2 separate regions of the Mus musculus genome follow, and region 1 is linked to region 2. A link is a loop called in an ENCODE intact Hi-C map of the cell type or tissue named here. Cell type or tissue: left cerebral cortex. All regions are shown on one strand.

What was found. Peaks named below come from ENCODE experiments on the same cell type or tissue, not always from the same donor. Only the 100,000 strongest peaks of a DNase experiment are listed, where the experiment ranks them.
Region 1: a loop joins it to region 2, with 7 times the contacts of the local background. A loop is called at or near these places in 3 of 42 quality-filtered maps.

Annotation. Positions count from the first base shown.
Region 1 is chr2:150,132,216-150,140,215 of GRCm38, reverse strand. Zfp120 (zinc finger protein 120) reads left to right here and starts at 3,538. Exons shown (of 4, transcript NM_181266.2): 1 at 3,538-3,648. The coding sequence starts at 3,574. In left cerebral cortex, no CTCF peak of the experiment used is centred here; a DNase peak (open chromatin) is centred at 3,477; H3K4me3 peaks cover 1,551 bases; H3K27ac peaks cover 815 bases.
Region 2 is chr2:150,358,314-150,366,313 of GRCm38, reverse strand. 3300002I08Rik (RIKEN cDNA 3300002I08 gene) reads left to right here and starts at 3,549. Exons shown (of 4, transcript NM_027017.1): 1 at 3,549-3,726. The coding sequence starts at 3,670. In left cerebral cortex, no CTCF peak of the experiment used is centred here; a DNase peak (open chromatin) is centred at 3,545; H3K4me3 peaks cover 1,190 bases; H3K27ac peaks cover 757 bases.

The sequences.
Region 1 (8,000 bases), 230 kb after region 2:
ATGGGCATAATCATAGATCCTAGTTCATAGAGCATCACCCCATGCCCTAAACCCATACCCCCCCTTGCTTTAGCCCAGACATGCTGTGTTTATTATTTACAGTTAGTTTGGAGAAGATATGTATTATGGCAGCCCATTTATTATATACATAGCCATCTTGCATGCATTTTGGATGCTACTACAGGTGGTTAATATATCTCCAGTAATTTTATCTGTAGAAAGGAAACTTATTACAAATATTTTTGACAATAATAGAACTTTATCTGCAAATATGATGTTCTCTTGGAGGAATAAATCTTGACTTTGCCTTTTTAAATATGAATACATAAAAGAAATAATTCATTTCCAATCTACCTGTCAGAACATATGTTAACATGCATCTACTGGTATTTGATCAACATAAAGCATTAAAAATCAAATGCTAGTTTATATAACCTTACTTATTCATATGTGTATGATATGTATGTTGTGGTTCATGTTAGATTTTTTTTTCACTTGATCTGAGCTACAGGCAATTGTGAAAAGGAAACCTTGAGAATATGCATCCATAAGATTGGTCTTTAGTCTAACCCATGTGAGATTTTCCTGATTGATGACTGATGTGAAAGAACTTAACCCATCTTGTAGAGTAGCACCTTGGGCAGGTCGTTTTGGGAGACAAAAGAAAGTAGGTGATGGGGCTGGAGTGATGGCTCACTGAGTAAATGCAAACATTGCCCTTTCAGAGAACCAGACTTCAGCTCCCAATACAGACAAGAGATAGGTTAAACCTGCATGTCACAGTAGCTACAGGGTAAATTCTTCCCATTAATTTTTGTCCTTCATGGACACTTTCATTCATGTGCATATGTTTACCCAACAGACACAGTGATTCTAGCACCATGCATTCAGTTTTCAACAAGAATGGCCTCTCAGTCTTTCAGCATTCACTATCATCTACAGCACAGTTTTCCACCTTCACCCTCTCCTGAAAACATTGTTCAAAGGCATAAACAGCCACAAATTCACATTATTTTTTCCTACCACCAGCCTTACTCCTCTGACACCAACCCATTCACTTATTTATTTATTTATTTATTTATTTATTTACTTACTTACTTACTTACATATTTATGTATTCGGTTGGTTGTTTAAAAATAAAGAAAGAAATAAAAATAGCCTGATGAATTCAACTTTTGAGAGAAAGGATTTGTTTTATTTAATATTTTTTGTGTATGGCAGTTTTGACTGCATGTACATCTATGTGTCCCATGCATGCCTGATGCTTTGTAGAGGCCAGAAAAGTGGGATTGATCACCATGGAACTGGAGTCACACATGGATGTGTGTCCTGTGGATACTGGGCCTCAAATCTGGGACCTCTAAAAGAGCAGCCTGTACTCTTAACCACCGAGACCCTTCTCCAGCCCCTTGACATCCTATTTGAATGTGCTGATAGCAACTATTTTTTTTAATCTTCCTTGAACCACTTAGAAAGAAGAATAATGACTTCTAGTACAAATTAACACACATATTCTAATAAAGTTGGAAAATGGGAACCTCTTTTCTTGGATGTAGCTCTTCCTTCCTGCTTGCTCCTTTTCATTAAAACACTCTTCATAAGACAAAACAAGAGAACAAGGTCTCTGCTGAGATTTTTTTTAAAGACTTCTTTTGTCAATACAACTAATATAAATCTCTTTACCTTAGTCTCAGGTAGACTCTTCAGACAAGGGCATAAAGCACCCATCTTCTTCACCAAAAACAGTCTCTAGGCCAGATACTGAAGTTCTTCTTCACTGAAACATCTTGGGCCAGGTCTGCACAGTACAAGTCACTCTCAGCAGCAGAGTCTTCCAAATACCTACTAGGATAGCCCAGTAAGCCTCAATAGAAACATTCCACTGCTTGCAACTACTCTGTGTCCCCCCAGCACACTCCTACCCAGCTACATAACAGAGTTAAGCAAGATTTCTGAATTCTTTTACATTGTTAAAAATAAATAAATAAAATGTACTTGCTGTCTCCTAAGCATCAAGGAGCTGGGGTTATGGGCTGGTGATTCATAGGATAATCAAAAGGGATCCTGGAATAAATAACCAAATTCATATATAATTAAAAAAAACAGGCTTTTGATCTGCATATGATGAGCTAGCAGGAAGATACTGCACTACTTTTTAAAATGTTTTTTTCAGTATTGAGAGCTGAGCTATCTGGATATCTCTGGAAAGCAAACACAGCTCTTCAGGATTTTTTTCTAACATTCTAATGTCTGAGGTTAGAAACCCAAAGAATTACTTAGAGAGGCGACACAGCTCTGTTAAAATATTTTCTAGCAGTTATCCAGAGAAGACTATGTGAAGAGTGAACACAGCAGATTTTTTTTTCCTTTCTGATTTTGAAAACCCAAGAATTACTTTTAGAATTTTTCTAACAGTATTTTTTGAATTGGTTGGAAAAGCCACGAATTTTTTAGATCAGTTTTTTCTGACTTTGGTCAGAAAACTGAGGAGCTATCCAGAGAGCGTTTAGAATTTTTACTAGCAGAGAGCTGTCTCAAGCAGAAAGCTAGCTGTCTCAACCTCAGAGGTTTTAGAATAGAAGGTAAAATCTGTCTAGAGCAGAGCAGAACACACAGACACAGAGAAAGCAGTCTGGGAAGCCATCTCATCTGGAATGCTATCTCAGCAGAACATAAGCCAGCAGCTTGGACCCATGATTTGAGTTCTAGTTGCTTGTTTCCCTGTTGCTCTCGAACACCCCTTCTCTTAGGAATCCAGACCTAGGTGAGGTTGGTCCTCTGCATTAGTGTTCTCTGTTCTTTCTATACATTGATACATTTTTGTATCTATACATTTTGATACATTTATTGGTTAGATCACAGATAATGATTAACAGGCAGCATTGGCTCCTTAGCCATCTACTTTTACAGCGTCATTTACTGGATGGTTAGCTAAGATTTTGTAATAGAAGATGGACATTCTAGAGGCATTTCTGTCCATCACTTTTATAATTTACAAAATGTTTCTGCATGACTTTGAGCTATATGCCATTAAAAATCTCTGCTTTTACCTTGTGATCAAGTTCAGAAGAGGATTTAACATAGCATGCATAGGGGTAGGCAAACCTATATGTGAACTTATCAACATTCCCTAAGTAAAGTCTCAATGATTCCAAAAGGAAGAAGCGGAAGTGCCTACTGAGTGTTGTGACTGGAGCTTTGGAAAGCTCCAAATTTGCAATGTGGCCCACAGTGGAGAGAGGCGGGTAACTCAGCAACAGCAAATTGGAGTTGTGGGTCTTCCCCTGACCAGGGTGGGGGAAAAAGACCAGCAAGCAATTGGAAGACAGACACAGGTGGTACTGAAATGCAAATTTCTACAGACCCGGAAAAGGACTGGCCTCTGCTGGCAACCTGTGCCTGGAATTATTCCTCTGTGTCCCTTCAACACACTCTAATCCTATGGGTGGTGTGTATGTCACTCCAGATTCACTAGCCAATCAGGACATCCAGCCGGATCTGCCACTCAAAAGTGAAGGCGGGCTCTTCCGGGTGCGATCTTGCAAGTTCCTCTTTTAAAGCTGGCAGTCGCGAATGTTTCTGCTTGATGTGTTCTGTGTACCGCTCCTGGGTGCGGGGACCTCAGGCAAGCCCAGAAGTTCCGACATGGTAAGTGCCAGGCGGTCTCCCACAAAGGGGAGGAGCAGGCGGCTGAGCCAAGGGGGCTGGAGTGCTGGGTCGTCCCAGGGCTCAGTAGTAAACAGCAGCCTGACAGAAGCTGAGACTTGTGAGCTTCCCTGTGGTCCTTTTCTCTCTCTCTGGACCTGGCGGTGGGCACTGAATCATCTCACTAGCGTGGCTGCATCTACACAAAACATTTGGGGAAAGGGCTTCTGTGTAGAAATACCCTTGGCAGGATGCCAAACTCGGAGAGCCCTAGTTTCTATAGTAAGTTTTGGCCTTAGCATTTAGGCATTTTACAGGTAGGTATAAGACCCATTTCGAGTTAATTTTGTGGAGCCTGTAAAAGGCATCTCGTGTGTCGGATAGCACTCAAATATTAAGCGGTGATGTAGAAGAGTAAAATTGATGTAAAGGATCTAGACTAATGCTTGTAGTGACGGCAAGTCGAATGTAGGTGAGAAAGGACTGCCCCTAAAACTCCACACAGGTATGTGCTATGCTAAAAAGGCCGAATGGAGAATAGGATGCTAGAATACATGTGGTAGTGTACCAGGATTGTCCAGACATTTGTCCACAAACCATAACATAGGAGACAACTCTGCTTTACAATCATGAATTAGGCCCATCCTGACTTCAAAGAGCAGGTCTCTAACAAGTGGCTCCAAGGGGTAAAATAGGGCCACAACCAATTTTAAGGCCTGGTGTGCCATAAAGGTCTGGTTTTCTTCTTGAGAAAAGCATCGTTTTGCCACATGGGCAAGACTACAGCTGGTGACAACCTTTTGAAAAGGAAAAACACTGTTTTGGTGAGGACTGGCCTGGTCAAGCAAGGCATAGAACAGCTCCTTCTAGGTCTCCAGAGCCAATGCCAGCCTGGGGCTCAGGCTTGGGAGCTTCCCCTAAGGCCCTGAAGTGCTGAGAATAAAATAGAGCTCCTTCTCTAAAGCAAGGACGGTGCTTGGGAGAGCGGGTGGAGGTCTGGGGCCAGGGCCTTCGGGGATGGCTTGCTTCAGACCCTGAGATCCCACCACATGCGGCTATGGTTGTCAGTCCCGAGTCCAGTGTGGGCTTGGTCAGGAACGTTTTTGAGAGGTTCTCTCTTCCTGTTTCTCCAGCTTTCTTTTATTAGCTCCTTCCTGTGGTTTTCTCACTGTATAGTAGTTTGTGCTGACTTCATAAAAGTCTCGTATCTTGTTCCATTTTCCCCCTGTAAGAAGTATACAGGATGCTGTTCTTCAGAAGCCTGTGTGGCATAAGACAGCCTATCCAAGACACCCCCATCACAGCTTTGATACTTTCTTCCGTTTATTTATTTATTTATTTATTTATTTTTCCAGGCAGGTTTTCTCTGTGTAGCCCTGGCTATCTTGGAACTCACTCTGTAGACCAGGCTGGCCTTGAACTCAGAAATCTGTCTACCTCTGCCTCTGCCTCCCAAGTACTGAGATTAAAGGCGTTTGCCACCACTGCTTTCTTCTACTTTTCCAACCTTCTCATCTTCTGGCACCTCAAACTCAGAACCCCATCACCAAAGAGTGGCCTGCTGTTTCAGTGCACTGGTATACTTAAAAATAATTCTGGTTATATCTTTGCTGTGTAAATCTCCCATCTGTGGGACTTTCGGTCTCCAGTTCATATTTAAATTGCTTAAAATATCACCTGGGGCCTGAACCTAAGAGAGACTTACATGAGACAGCATATGTGGAATGTAAAATCTGTTCTTGGCTGTCTCTTCTCTAAGCATTAGCCAGAGCTGAATGCATGCTGCAATGAAAGAGATTTTTCTTAATTAGTCTTGTAATCACTTACGGAGCGATTTCTCCTGGGGAAGGTGTAAAGATTCTAGGAGAGCTGCATCTTCTTCCCTTTACTAGAAGTGTTTCTATGACACGCTATGTTGACTCAGGCACCTTTGATCCCAGTCTCATGCTCCCCGGGCAATAACCTTGTTTTCCTATGGATGAAAATTCTTAAATTATTGAGATAAAGGATTGTACCACACCAGTGTTTTAAAATTCCCCATTTGAGTCATGTAATGAAGTGTTCATTTCAGTAACAGGTGAAGGCTTTTGCCTGTGGAGCATGCCTTCTGCCTTCAGACCAGAGTAGGAGGAGCAGCTTGCTGTGTATGCTCTTAGAAGAAACAGGATAGCTAGACCACAGACTAAAGTTCAAAGGAGTCAGCTGCGGGCATCACCATTATGAAGAAGGACTTAGTTCACACAGGGTGAATGTCTTTGTAATTTTCCAGCATGTATTAATTTATGCATATTGGTTGTGGTGGCTATTCCTGGTAGTCAACTTGACTATATCTGGAATGAAGTGCAATCCAGATATTGAGGGCACACCTGTGATCCAGATCTTGAGGCCTCTGACTTGGATGTTGACATGGGATGACACAAGCTTTTTCGTGTGTGTGTGACGGGGAGAGTGGTTCAAGACAGGATTTCTCTGTATAGCCCTGGCTGTCCTGGAACTCACTCTGTAGACCAGGCTGGCCTCGAACTCAGAAATCCGCCTGCCTCTGCCTCCCGAGTAACACTGTCTTGTTAATGTCATTCCCTCTACCAGAGTAGGCTGTGCTCATTTTCAAAGTCATTATGCCTATGTGTTCTTTCAATTATATTGATATTTTTACAAAGTCAGTTGTTGGTGTTACTTTTTAAATTTCATTATCTTTATGTATTGCTGTTCTGATCTCTTATTTTTAATCATAAAATGTTTCCCATTCATTAAGAAATCCATTCCTTTTTCTAAAGATGTTTCCTATATGTGTGTGTTTAGAGCATCATCTCCTGTAGCTCACCCTTTCCTTCTGCTGTGTAGTCAAGATTTGCTGTGAACACCTGATCCTGACTCTGCTGCCCTGTGCTTGGAAGTCTGTCCTGCTGCTCCTTTCAGGCCGGGCTCCAACTGGTCAGTGAGAAGAGATATAGACCAGTGAATGGGAGTCCTCCAACCTCCCTGGATTCGGGTGAGGGGACTGACTACAAATAAAGAGGGACCTGTGTAAGCATTGAGTTCTCTGATCAACTTTGAAGCTGGTGTAATCACAGCAGAGAAAAGGAGGGGGAAGAAGGAAGGTGAGGGCCTTTCTGCTTTGACAGTAGTTGGTAATAGCAATGAGTAGTCAGGTAGTCAGTTTTAGACAGTCAGTAAAAGTCGCAACTGGGCATCTAGGAGGCTCCCAGAGCAGGGCAATCACGAATCTGGATGAGGAACTGATCTTATTTCTAGAAACCAAATTTCTGTATTTAAGCTAGTTCAAGTAACACAAGATGTAGACAAACTACTGTGGCTGTGCCTAACAGGAATGTTATTTTTCCCTGGCTTAAAATACACAATGTGAGTGAAAGATATGAGTAATACTTGATGGGCTCTAGGACATACGTTTAGTCCCTGAAGAATACTGGACCATAAACCATGTTTTAACTTTAAAAAATAACCTTTGAGAGTACAATTAAATCATCCTTCTCCTTTCTCCCCACTGTTAAGTCTCAAGCCCGGGGACAAATGGCTGAAGATCCTATTTAACAAATCAAAGCAAACCTGCCTGTCAGGTTCTCTCAGCAGACCTCAGTCCCTACCTGATCCTGGCATGGTTTGCAAACCTAGCCCTGTAGCCTGGGGGTTAGGCTGCCCTTCTTCCAGCTGCCATTCCTCCTGTAATCCAACCATGTTGGTTGCCTGCTCTTGTCAGATGTAAATCTACCACTTACCATCCTGATATCTTGGTCTGGCTCTTGCTTCTCCCCTCCTTCCTCTCTCCACATTTGTCCCCTCTGGACTCTCCCAGATGTTCCTGGTTCTGCCTATGCCAAGCAGTCATGTCCTTTCTTTTTTATTTATTTGGTTTTTTATTCACTTCCTATCAACTGTTTCTTGCTTTAAAATTGATGATCGTGTTTTAACTGTTGTTACTGTTTGAATTTATTAAAGTTTGGCTGCAGGACTTCCCAACTATGAGTAGAGATGGCTGCACTGGACATTATGTGTGTCATGGACTATGCAAACAAAGAACTCTAGTGTCTTGGAAGAGGAAAATAAGTGCTTTGGGCGTCTAGAAAAAAAATCTATTAAATACGGTCTTCCCAGATTAGGACTCTGTCTGCACCTAGGATGGAAGGGTCATTTGTTCTCTGATCCCCAGAAGAGGAGGCCCAGCTGGGTTTTCTAATCTAATGATGGACACTGGCAGGCTTAGCAATCAGGATCATCAGTGGATTGCAGATTCTTTGCAGGATTCTCCTAGCATGCATCTGTAGCAAGCTGTGAGGAAGACCACAAGCTATGCCATGGTTAGTGTGGGGGCCACTGTCCCCAGGCCAGGAGAACAT
Region 2 (8,000 bases):
AATACACCTGGGTTTTCAGTCTGCATGACATGAGCTAGCAGGAAATGATAGCAGTTCATTTTTAGAATTTTTTGTAGTGACAGTAGAGTGAGATATCTGAAGATCCCTAGAGAGCGAACACAGCTCTTCAAGAATTTTTTCTAAAGGGATTTCTGAGGTCAGGAGCCCAAAGAATTACTTAAACAGATGACACAGCTCTTTTAAAATGGTTTCTAGTAGCTATCCAAATAAGGGTGTCTGAAGAACAAAAACAGCTCTTTTAGAATTATTACTACTACTACTACTGTTGTTGTTGTTGTTGTTTATTTGCTTTCTGATTTTGATAACCCAAGAATTACTTTTAAAAGTTTTCTTTTTTTACTTGGCCAGTAGATGCAAGAATTCTTATAAAAAATACAGAGAGAGACCTGTTGTGAGCAGAAAGATTGCTGTTTCAACCAGAGCGTTTTTAGAATATCAAGAAAGGGCTAAAGCAGAGTAGAACACCCCTCCAAACACAAGCTGCCATCTTGGACCCATGATTGGATTTCAAGTTGCTTGTTTTCCTGCTGCTCTCAAATACCATACTCTTAGGAACCCGTACCTAGACAAGTTCGGTCCTTGGTATTTGTGATCTTTTTACTTTCTATATGTGAGACTTGTGGTATTTTTACCTTTGTTTCTTAGACTACAAGTAATGATATTACCATGTAGCATTGGCTCCTGAGCAAACTACTTTCACAGTGTCATTTACTTGCTTTTCAGTTAAGACCTTGTAGTACAAGAAGGACATCTCACAGACATTTCTGTCCATCATTTTTATAATTTACATATGTTTTCTGCATGACTTTGTGCTAAGGATCCTTTTAAAAATCTCTGCTATTACCTTGTGACCAAGTTCATGAGAAGAACTTAGCATGTTTAGGAGTAGGCAAATCTCTATGTGAACGTATCCACATTCCCTAAGTAAAGACTCAATGCTTTCTTTTTTAGAAGAAAATCGTTGCTTTGGAAATGGCTCTCATGCTCTCAGTGCATGCCACAAGAAAAAAAAATCTTATCTGTCTTTGTCTAGATAGTTGCACTGGCTATTCTTGGTAGTCAAGTTAAATATATCTGGAATTAGCCAAAATCCAAATAGTTGGCTATTGTGGGTAATTTTCTTAATTGTACCTTTTGAAATGGGAGTGCCCTTATATAATATGGATCTTTGAGTTGATAAAATCCACCTTTTATCTAGATCACAGCTTGTTATGGCAGCCTACATATACAAAGGAGATTGAAGACTGAAGATCTTTCTCTTTGTCTGCCTGCCCTACCTCTGGCTAGCAAGTTAATTTTTTAAAAACTGGCATTAGGGCTTAATTTTTTTGCAATTCTGATATAAACTAAAGACCAGCTGAGGCATGCAGCCACATGGACTAAACAATGAGTAGATTCTTAAATTTTCATTGGTAGAAAGGCACTGTTGGGATAGTAGAATGACACAGCTCTTGAGCCATTCAAATAAATTCATTTCCAACATGATAGAGAGATTGAGACTATCAATTATTTTTAAAAATAAAACACTTAATTTTAATTATAATATAGTAACTATGATGATGATAATCTAGTTCATTTTAATGGATATTTTCTTTATTTACATTTCAAATGTTATCCCCTTTCCTGGTTTTCCCTTTGAAAAAAACACCCTCCCCATATACCCTCCCCTCTCCCCCTGCTCACCAACCCACCCACTCCCGCTTCCTGGCCCTGGCATCCCCCTACACTGGGGCATAGAACCATCACAGGACCAAGGGCCTCTCCTCCCATTGATGACCGACTAGACCATCCTCTGCTACATATGCAGCTAAACCCACCAGTCCCTCCATATGTTTTCTTTGGTTGGTGGTTTAATCCCTGGGAACTCTGGGGGTACTAGTCAGTTCATATTGTTGTTCCTCTTTTGGGGCTGCAAACCCCTTCTGCTCCTTAGGTCCTTTCTCTAGCTCCTTCATTGGGGACCCTATGCTCAGTCTAATGGATGGATGTGAGCATCCACTGCTGTATTTGTGAGGCACTGGCAGAGCCTCTGAGGAGAGAGCTATATCAGGCTCCTGTTAGCAAGCACTTGTTGGCATCCACAACAGTGTCTGGGTTTGGTGATTGTATATAGGATGGATCCCCAGGTGGGTCAGTCCCTGGATGGTCATTTCTTCAGTCTGTACTCCACACTTTGAATCTGTAACTCCTTCCATGGGTGTTTTGTTCACCCTTCTAAGAAGGATCAAAGTCTCCACATTTTGGTCTTCCTTCTTCTTGAGTTTCATGTGGTTTGTGAATTGTATTTTGGGCATTCCAAGTTTCTGGGCCAATATCCACTTATCATTGAGTACATATCATGTGTGTTCTTTTGTGATTGGCTTATCTCACTCATGATGATATCTTCTAGATCCATCTCTTTGCCTAAGAATTTCATAAATTAATTGTTTTAATAACTGAGTAGTACTCCATTGTGTAAATGTACCCCATTTTCTGTATCCATTCCTCTCGAGGAATATCTGGATTCCTTCCAGCTTCTGGCTATTATAAATAAGGCTGATATGAACATAGTGGAGCATGTGTCTTTGTTATATGGTGGAGAATCTTGTTGGGTCCTCAGGTAGTACTATGTCCAATTTTCTGAGGAATGACCTAACTGATTTCCAGAGTGGCTGTACCAGCTTGCAATCCCACCAGCAATGGAGGAGTGTTCCTCTTTCTCCACATCCTAGCCAGCATCTGCTGTCACCTGACTTTTTGATCTTAGCCATTCTGACTGGTGTGAGGTAGAATCACAGGGTTGTTTTGATTTGCATTTCCCTGATGACTAAGAATGTTCAACATTTCCTTAGGCGCTTCTTGACCATTCGAGTTCTCTTTATCTAGAGAAATTTTACTAAAATAGATGTCGGTTTTGTTGTTTGTTTATTTTATTTTACCAGACACTGAGGAAGATTTATTGGTTAATTAGAGTGCTTCACAGTGTTTGTCATATGGTTCCTGCTTGGTTCTGATGGTTGACTCATAAGTATTAGGTGTAAAAAGTACTTGTAGTTTTCCTGAACCCTGAAGAAGACACAAAACAAAAACTCTTGTCTCTTAATATACTTCTGTAATTGTTAATACTCTGGGCACCCTTCCACTTGTGGGACAGGTTGATAACTCCACGGTAAGTTGAGAAATGGGCTACACAGTTTATGGACCTAGATTACAGGAGGAAGAAGGGGAAGTGCCTACTTAGTGCTGTGATTGGAGCTCAGGACAGCTTCAAAGTTGCAACAAAGTAGCACAGGGTCACTGCCCACAAAGGGGAAAGCAGGTAGCCGACCGGAAGCTGGAGTTGTGGATCCTCCCCGGACCTAGGTGGGAAAACAGACACAAGATGTACTGAAATGAAAAGCTCTGCAGATCTGCAAAAGGACTGGCTTCTGACTGTGCCCAGGACTAATCCACTGTGTCCCTTCAGTGCACTCTAACCCTAATTGTGGTGCTTATGTTACTCAAGACTCACTAGCCAATCAGCACATGGAGGCGGTCCTGCCAATCAGAGAAGAAGGCGGGCTTTACCGGAAGCTTTCCTGCTAGTTCCTTTATGAAGCAGATAAATCCCGAGGGTTTCTGTATGGCCCTTTCTGTGAAGCAGGGCAATCCTGAGTATTTCTGCTTGGCATGTTCCGTGTGCCGCCGCGGAGTCCCGTGAGGAGAGCTCAGGCAAGTCCCGACATGGTAAGTGCAGGGCCATGTCCAACAAAAGGAAAGAGCAGGGGGCTGAGCAGAGGGAGCTGCTGTCATGGGTCTTCCCCGGGGCTCCGTGATAAACAGCAGCCTGACAAAAGCAGAGGCCTGTGAGGTTCCCTGTGGTCCTGTTCTCTCCCTGGAGCCGGAGGTGGCCTCTGAATAACCTCACTAGGGTGGCTGCATCTGCACAAAGCATTTGGGGAAAGGGCTTCTGTGTAGAAACATCCTTGGCAAGAAGCCAGACGCGGAGAGCTTTAGTTTCTCTGTATCTTCAGGAAGTTCTGGCCTTAGCATTTAGCCCTTTAATATGTAGGTTTGCAAGTGTAAGATCCCTTTGGCTTTGATTTTGTGGAAGCTGTAAAAGGCACCTCGTGTGTTGGGTAGCACTCCAATGTTGAGCTGTGATTTAGAAGCGTAAAATTGATGATGTAAAGGATTTACCAAAACTTATAGTGACACCAAGTAGAATGTAGCTGAGGGAGGACTGCCTCTAAAACACCCCACGGATAATAGGATGCTAGTATATGTGTTTGATTACCAAGATTGTCCAGACATTTGTCTATAAACCATAACAAAGGAGACAAATCTGGTTTACAATCATGAACTAGGGCCATCCTGATATCAAAGAACAGGCCTCTAGCAAGTGGCTCTAAGGGGCAAAATAGGGTCACGACCAACATTAAGGCCTGGTGTGCCATAAAGATCCGGTTTTCTTCTTTCTTTCTTTCTTTCTTTCTTTCTTTCTTTCTTTCTTTCTTTCTTTCTTTCTTTCTTTTATATAAGTACACTGTAGCTGTCCTCAGACACTCCAGAAGAGGGCATCAGATTTCGTTTAGGATGGTTGTGAGCCACCATGTGGTTACTGGGATTTGAACTCGGGACCTTCGGAAGAGCAGTCGGTGCTCTTAACCACTGAGCCATCTAGCCAGCCCCCTGGTTTTCTTCTTAAGCAAAGCATAGTTTTGCCATGTGGACAAGACCACACTTGGTGATAACTGAAAAGGAAAACCACTGCTGTGCTGAGGACTGGCCTGGTCCAGGGAGGCTTTCTATGAGGCCTTCATGAATGGAGAATGGCCCAGCCCCTTCTCAGTCTCCAGAGCCAATGACAGCCTGGGGCTTAGGCTTAGGGGCTTCCCCTAAGGCCCTGAAGTGCTGAGAATAAAATAGAGCTCCTTCTCTAAAGCAAGGATGGTGCTTGGGAGAGCGGGTGGTGGTCTGGGGCCAGGGCCTTCGGGGCCTCCAGGGCCTTCGGGGATGGCTTGCTTCAGACCCTGAGATCCCACCACATGCGGCTATGGTTATCAGTCCCGAGTCCAGTGTGGGCTTGGTCAGGAATGTTTTTGAGAGGTTCAGTGTTCCTTTTGTACAACGTTCTTCTATTAGATCCTTCCTGTGTTTTTCCCATTCATGGTAGTTTGTGCTGACTTGACACAAGTCTCCTATTTTGTTCCATTTTGTCCCTGTAAGAAGTATACAGGATGATATTCTCCAGAAGCCTGTGTGGCATAAGACAGAGCCCGTCCAAGACATCCCCATCCCAGCTTTGATACTTTCTTCCTTCAACTTTTCCAACCTTCGCATCTTCTGGCTCCTCTATCTCAGAACCCTGTCACTGATGAATGATCTGCTGTTTCAGGGCACTGATTTATCTAAGAAATAATTCAGATTATATCTATTCTGTGTAAGTCTCCCATCTGTGGGACTTGCAGTCTCTAGTCCATATTTAAATTGTTTAAAACATTGCCCAGGGCTGGAACCTAAGACACACTTACATGAGACAGCATATGTGGAATGTAAAATCTGTTCTGGGCTGTCTCTTCTCTAAGCATTAGCCAGAGCTGAATATATGCTGCAATTAAAGAGATTTTTCTTAATTAATCTTGTAATTGTTTGTGGAGTGATTGCTCCTGGGGAAGGTATCTTATTCTAGGAGAGCTGCATCTTCTTCCCTGTACTAGAAGTGTTTCTATGACAAGCTATGTTGACTCAGGCACCATTGATCCCAGTCTCATGCTCCCCAGGCAGTGACCTTGCTTTCCTATTGATGAAGAAACTTTCTAAATTTTTGAGATGAAGAATTTTACCACAACAGTGTTTTAAAATTGGTGGTGTACAATTTAACCTGAGATAAGTGAATACTGAATTTCCATTTAAGGGATGTATATAGATATTTCCAGTCCTTGTTGACACAGTTAAGTCAGCTCAGAAATTTGAAACACATGTTATTGGCTGTGTGTCAGGTTAGAGATCTCAGCAGCTAACTTTGCACATAGGGACAAGGTCAAACACTATCATATTAATGCCATTCCTTCTAACAGGGAAGGGCCAGCTCTTTTCAAAATCATTATCCCTATGTGTTCTTTCAATTATATTTTGTCAGGAGCCGTAATGGGACAAGCTAATAACTAGCAGGTGATCATCCTGAAGTGGCCTGCCTCGGATTATTATATAATCTGCGACAGGTGAGCCCTCATTAAGCTAGGCTGTGAGGGACTAATTTTGGGAAAGGTTTCTGCTATTAATATGCTTTTCCTGTTATTATTAAACATATATAACAATCACTAAGTAGGAACACACCCCTCTGCAGATCCACAAAGATGTACTGTCTGGTAGTGATGCTATGTAGACTAATAAATGACTTAAGTCTTTATGATGATCCTATAAGAATTCCTAAAATTATATCTGTGATTATTAAGCTCTTTTATAATGGGACTTCTATTAGGTCCCTTTCTGATAGTCAAAGCTGCAATGAGAACTCTGCCAGTCTCTCAGGTGTCACCAGTTAATTTCTGTTAGATGGTAACCAGACTTTCTCCTACTCAGAGCACATTCCAAGAGGTTGTAAAACAATTAACCAAAGGTCATTAAAAAGCAACTAATGATTTATTATAGGTACTAGGACAGAAGATAAAATTTCAACTGGCTTTATCTATACAAAACTTCACTAATACATTAGTTATGGTTTTAAACCTTCAGTGAACCTGTGGAGCTCAGACAGGTGATGGATGTTTAGCCATATAATTACTCCTAATGGATATGCATGTAAACATTCGCTGTTGTAAACTTCTATTTCAATTTACAATTTGATTTTTTTGTGTGAACTTGTGATGAACTTTGTAACATGTGATCTTGTATTCTGGAAGATGTATAAGTACTGAGGACAAAGAGATCAATAGAGGAGACTTTGCCTTTCCCCAGTTATACTAACCTTAGAGGATTTTTTTTTTTTTTTTTGTTTCCCGACTAAGGAACCTTTCCCCCTTAATTAGTTTTTATAAGAAACTTTTTACAACTAGTAATAAATTCTATAATCACTTCTCTAATGTCTTCTCTTCCTGAGACTTCCAAGGAGGAGGCTGAAAGTTAGATCCCAGCAATCCCTGCTGAGATAGAACAAAGGCTATTTACTGAATCCTTTGTGGCTTGAGGAAGAGGTGCTAAGTGCCAGAAACTGCAGTTTCTGGCTTCAGGATCACAGAAGGCAGGTCAGCTACAATGGCATAGTTACTTAAACTTAGATAAGTAAACTTTTTATTATACAGCAACCCTAAATTTCTCATAAGACAAAGTCTTACTTCAGAAACTCATAAGACAAAGTCTTACCCTCCACCTTCACTCTTCCCCCACCACTACCGTAAGATGAACCCACCAGAAAAGAAACACCACACATTGGGCTGGCCCTCAGCAATAGTTGTCTTTTTTAAAAAGTCAATTGTTGGTATTACTTTTAAATTTTCATATTCTTTACGCATCGCCATTCTGACCTCATTTTTATTCGCCAGTGTTTCCCATTCATTAAGAAATTCATTCCTTTTTCTAAAGATGTTTCCTATCTGTGTGTGTTTAGAGCAACATCTCCTGTAGCTCACCCTTTCCTTCTGCTGTGTAGTCAAGATTTGCTGTGAACACCTGATCCTGACTCTGCTGCCCTGTGCCTGGAAGTCTGTCCTGCTGCTCCTTTCAGGCCGGGCTCCAACTGGTCAGTGAGAAGAGATATAGACCAGTGAATGGGTGTCCTCCAACCTCCCTGGATTGGGGTGAGGGGACTACAAATAAAGAGGGACCTGTGTAAGCATTGAGTTCTCTGACCAACTTTGAAGCTGGTGTAATCACAGCAGAGAAAAGGAGGGGAAGAAGGAAGGTGAGGGCCTTTCTGCTTTGACAGTAGTTGACAATAGCAATGAGTAGTCAGGAATTTAGTTTTAGACAATCAGTAAAAGTCCCAAATGGGCATCTAGGAGGCTCCCAGAGCAGGGCAA